2 separate regions of the Mus musculus genome follow, and region 2 is linked to region 1. A link is a contact called in ENCODE POLR2A ChIA-PET data. All regions are on one chromosome and are shown on one strand. Each heading gives the region's core, a stretch centred on a gene start or an enhancer-like site at or near the end of the contact. The rest is flanking DNA. Distances are from core to core; before and after follow the strand shown.

Region 1 (2,700 bases), core at 107-2,606:
AAATTTGGAGAACTTCCGTAAAAGTTCACCCTTCCAAGATGTTAGCGGTCCTGTCACCGTTACCTTATTTTCCTAGATTCTAGAAGGCATGACTCAATCTGGAGGACTCAACCTTGGTGACTAGTGGCGGCACACACGGGTAATCCCTGTACTCAGAGGGGGTAAAGCAGAAAGATTGCACGCTTGCACTGGCCCCTAACCACCCCACTGCCTGGCGGGAACGTACCTCACGAGATCTAGAAAGGAATCCAGCACCTCTTTGGTTGGTGCACTGCGGGCACAGGGGTCTACAACAGAGTCGTTGATGGAGGTGATGGCGGTAACGGCGGCGCCCGGCTTCAGCGCCAGGGCCAAACCCACGCCGAGCGCCGACGCGAGCAGTGTGGTGACCAGGAAAAAGAGCAGCGCCCAGGCGCCCACACGACCGAGCGCGCTAGGGTCCAAGCTGGCTGCACCTCCGATCAGGCTGCACACCACGAGCGGCAGGATGATCATCTTCAGCAGACGCAGCAGCAGCTCTCCCGGGAAGGCGAAAGCGGTCAAGCGCGCGGGACCCAGCGCGTCAGCACCGCCCGCCGCCGAGACCCCCAGCCCCAGCCCCACGCCAGCCACCACCGCAGCCACCGTGAGCAGCACCAGCAGGTTGGCGCGAATGCAGCGGCGCACCCGGTCACGGGAACCGCAGCAACCACCTGCTTTCGCACTCTGGTCCTCTCTGGATCCCAGCGCGGGGCCACCGTTCGCGGTGGAATCCACCGCTACTACCCCTTTGGGGTCAGCCTTAGGGGGATCCACTGCCATGCTGAGCCGTAACAGGGAGGTTCCTTGTGAGCCTGGAGACTAGGTGTGACGTCCTTAGGACCGAGAATGGAGGCTGAAACTTTGCAGCGGTCCTTGAAGTTATGCGTCCACCGGATCTCGGAAACTGGAGGGTCCTAGGCTCCCTGAGCTGTATGCGGAGATCCCTTTATTTTTCCTGGTGATGTCGAATCCCCGAAAACTGGGAGTTGAGAGCGCCTTGTTGGAGTAGGGAACAGCTCTTCAGAGGGTTCTTTGACTCCCTGAAGGAGTAAGGAAACTCAGGTAGCTGAGGTCTTCAGGAAGCTCAACCCAAGTGGCATAGATCCGGGATGCCTTGCTCCGGGAGACCGAGATCCCAGGATTAGGACGCCTGGCTCTCGGACTCTTGGGTACTGGAGCCCTAGAAGGAGTGGACCGAGCGTTTCGGGCTCTGGAGAGAAAAATCAAATTTCCAGATGCAAATAGGAAGCAGCCCGGGGGATATGGAAAGTGGCGCCAAGGAGAAACCTCCCAGGCCGCGCCGCGTGTCTCTGAGGCTGCTAGACGGAAGCGACCAGGATTAAAGGCGGAGGGGCGTGACTTGAAAAAGCGGAGGGCGGGACTTGAAAAGGCGGAGGCCGTCCCGCAAGCGCTGATTGGTTATGGAACATTCGGCGCCAGGTGGCGAGCGAGGGGCGGAGCCAAGATCACAGTGGGCAACCTAGGGTGAATAACAATGCATAGCCAGGGGCGGGGCCGGGGCAAGGGCATCGAGCCAGAAAGGGTGCAAAGCCTCCAAAAGGGGCGGGGCGTTGGGAAACTATCCAACCCACACCCACCCACACGCACCTCACCACTGGTCAAAAGAATCTAATTGTGGATCATATCTGATATTCCACAGAAGGACCCCTAGAAAGGGCAGACAGATGAGTGGCACACACCTTTAATCCCTGCTCTCAGGAGGCAGAGGCAGGCAGATAGATCTCTGTGAGTTCAAGATCAGCCTTGGTTGGTCTACAGAGCGAGTTCTAGGGCTGCCAGGGCTACATAAAGAAAAAGAAACCCAGTCTGTAGAAACAAATTGGGGAAAGGGAGGGAGGAGGGGCCAGTAGGCCCCAACATTGAATGTGGGGGATTTGAACTCAGGCCCTCATGCTTGAGCTGCAACCCAGTCTCTTTCCTCAGATAGTCACAGATTGGGTCCTCCCCACAGGAGCATGGCACATGCAACACACACAAATAAACAAATATATAAATAAATGTAGCAAAAAATATTTAAATGGCCAGTTCACCACAAACATTCTTAGTTTAGACACTGTTACCCATCAACTGTAAGAATAACAGACTTAGAGAGGAGGAGGAGGAGGAGGAGGAAGAGGAGGAGGAAAGAGGTCTGCTGAATCCAGAATCTTTGGGACATGTAGGGTGGGGAAAATGAGGCTGAAGTTTGTGGATCAGGATTGGCTAGGAGCGTTCTGCCCCACTGCCTGCCCCTAGTAAGAGAAATACTCAAACTGGTTCCAGCCAGCTCTTTGGCCCAACCTCCTACCCGGATTCCTTGTGATTTCATCAGTGGGAGAAAGGTCTGGGGCTTCCCAAAGGGTGAAGCAGGGTAGTGAGAGGCTGGGCTGAAGGAGGAGGACAGCCAAGAGTCCCTTCCTGAACTCTGTTGACCACTTGAGAAACGCCCTGAAGAATGGCTCTTTTGGAAAGTCTGGAGCTTGCCTGGAGGTGGAGCAAAGGAGGCTACAGGGCTCAGTCTGTTCTACCAGGCGCTCACCCGCAGCTCTCAGGACTGCAATCCCAACTATGGAAGGATTCCAAGGTCATGACCAGCCTGGGCCACAGACATCAGAGTAAAGATGGGAATGAGGGGCTGCTGGGAAAGGCTAGCCTGAGAGAGGGCAGGGAGGGCTTGTT
Region 2 (2,700 bases), core at 50-2,549, 62 kb before region 1:
TGTTTCCAAAGACCGGAGGCCCAGGATGGGCCCATCAGAAGAGCTCTTCCTGATCAGCTGCTCCCACTTGCCCCTTCCTCCCAACTCCACACCTGGTAGGCCCCTCCCTTCCTCCCTGCTCGCTGCAGAAAACAACAAGCAGCGACAGGCAATTTGGGGAGGCCTCTGGGCACCCCACCCCTATCCGGGCCTCTCTGAAACCGGTGGTGGAGTGAGGACACGACTAGGGTGTAGTGCCCCTCCTCGTCTGTCACCTAGGCCCCTCTCTGGCCTCCCAACAATCTCAGGCCACCTCCAAAGCCTCCTCCTTTATCATGAGAGCCCCCTATGCCCTCACCTTCTGGTCCACGATAGAACAGGCTAGTTGCTTCACATGAGCCAACTCTGAGGCAGCCGGCAACAGCACGAACTCTCGGGTCAATCCGATCTGGATATGGAAGGAGACCCCCGAACCCGGAGCCGGGATCTGAGGCAGCAGAGGTGGCGGCGACTGGAGATCCAAGCCACCGGGGGGCGGAGGAGACCCGGGCCCCGGAGAGCCGGGGAGTCCTGCGGGATGGGAGGGGGCGGCGGCCATGGGGGCCAGATCCAGATCTGCCGCCCAAAGCTCACCAAGGACCCTGGGACCTAGATCCGAGAGCTCTCTTGCGGTGGTGGTAAGAACGCAGGCATTTGAGAGAGAAATCTGTCAGGTTGAGAGACGCGAGGATGGCGGGATCCTGGGCAATGAGAGAAAAGGCATCTAGTGGGTCACACGCCGGGAGTCAAGAGAGCAGAGTTCAGAAAGAAAAACAGTGGTTTGGGGAAGGGTACCCAGAGATTGGAAGGTTGGAAGAAACCAGGAAAGAAAGTCGGGTAGGGCAGGGTCCCTGGAATCAAAAGACACTGCGATCCAAGGCCCCTGGAGAAAGAAGGCTGAGAGCAAAGCAGAGGGAATGCCAGGATCCGGTGGGTTTGACGGCAGGACCAAAGTCAGGGCAGGCCTGAAGATGCTCTGCCTTGGGGGTAGAAAACGGGAGTCTGACCAGGGATCTAGTGGATCGTAGGAACCCGACTGGCTCGGGGATGAGGAGGGGTTGCCAGGGCCAGGGCTGAAAGAAGAGACTCTCACAGGTCGTGAAAGTCGGAGGAAAGTTGGATCAGGGGCGGCGGAGGAGGGAGCGTTACCGAAGGCGGGGCGGGTCGGGGACAAGGGAGGGTCGCACAGCGCGGGTAGCTCTATTTTTCCCCCTTCAAAGTTTAAGTCGGCAGCGGCGGCCCAGAAGGAAGTCTCAGGAGCGATGGCACAGCTGGCCAATCAAAGCAGGGCACCGTGACATCACAGGGCGGGCCTTACTGGGACGGAAGGGGAAGGCGGGACCCCGCACCAGGGAGTTGGGGGGAATTTGGTGGCTGGGGGTAGGAGGGCGGAAGGGTCAGCGTTTCCTCTGCACAGTCCAGCCTGGAAAGTTGACTTTTCGCCGCAGTTCACCGCGGCACGCGAGAGGGGCAGGCGCTTTGTCATTGAAGGAGTGAGCTGTCAGACTGGCACGCATCCGGCGCCCACCGCAGGGAAAGGGTCGGAAATCGTTGTCAAGTCCGGTGGCTTTACAGTTTCTGCTACTCAACCTGCCCCCAACACACACACACACACACACACACACACACACACACACACACACACACACACACACACACACACAAAAGCGCGCGTCCCCAGCTCAAAAGCCCAGTATATAAGGTGGGAAGTCGAGGAGGCCTTAGGATGCACAAGAGAGCTTAATTTCAGGTTTCTCTCCAGAGAGTTGAGGGTACAAAGCCTGTCCCTCCAACCAAGGTGGCATGACAAAGGACACCACCACTTGATAGACCTCCTGTGAGACCAAGTGCCGACATCTTTCTGGCTGTGTGACTTCTCCACTGTGAGCCTTAGTTTTTCTGTCATGAGGCCGAAATACAGGTGGTGCCTGGACACTGCTAAAGTTGAGTTGATGTGGCTGCCTTTGATTTTGCAGAGGAAAGGGAAGGCACTGAAAACATCCAGGGGTGTCTGGGTGGGTGTGTTAACGGAATCATCCAACATGTGGCTGGTGAGATGGCCAGGTGGGGAAAGGCATTTGAAGCCAAGCTCACTGGCCTGAGTTCAATCCTGTACACTCACATAGTCAAAGGAGAACCAGCTGAGCTACTGTGGGTTGTCCTGACCTCCACCCTTCTCTGAAATAAACAGTAGTGCAATAACAGGAAATCTAAAAAGCTAACATCAACTGAGAGCCTGTGAGTCTGTGTAGTCAACTCTAACTCCATCAAGAGCCGTTCTGACTTTTACTCCAGTAGTCAGGCAGTGGCTACCAATTAGTTTTCACATCCAGGTAGCTGGAGCTTTAAGAGAGCAGCAACTTGTCCACAAGGGCCCCCCCTTACTGGTTCAGCGCTGCTGGGGGCAGCTGAGGTGGGTACAGTGCTGGCTGTCACCACATCCGGGGGCAGAGGCTGGGGAAGGAAGTCTGAGGCTGGAGTGAAAACCCAAACTACCACCTGGGGAAGTTGCAAAGAGGGACAGGGGGAGGCAAGGCCACGTGGAGCTCACAGCCTGGCTAATGAGTGTCCCCTAAAAACCACATGCCTACATGTACCTTCTAGACAGGCATGTCCCCAGCATGTTTGACTGCCTGCTTCTGGGACTCACGGCCCCCTTTACCCCGTGACCCTGGGGCAGGT

The links. ChIA-PET counts read pairs that join two places held with the same protein, here RNA polymerase II (POLR2A).
Region 2: POLR2A ChIA-PET joins it to region 1 with 10 read pairs in Patski. The contact joins the promoter of Prkd2 here to the promoter of Slc1a5 in region 1. POLR2A ChIA-PET finds 5 or more read pairs at or near these places in 3 of 5 experiments (Patski and embryonic stem cell).

What each region holds. Positions count from the first base shown.
Region 1 is chr7:16,780,002-16,782,701 of GRCm38, reverse strand. It overlaps Slc1a5 (solute carrier family 1 (neutral amino acid transporter), member 5), which reads right to left and starts at 1,356. Exons shown (of 9, transcript NM_009201.2): 1 at 227-1,356. The coding sequence starts at 801.
Region 2 is chr7:16,841,501-16,844,200 of GRCm38, reverse strand. It overlaps Prkd2 (protein kinase D2), which reads right to left and starts at 1,299. Exons shown (of 19, transcript NM_001252458.1): 1 at 1,168-1,299; 2 at 338-719. The coding sequence starts at 577.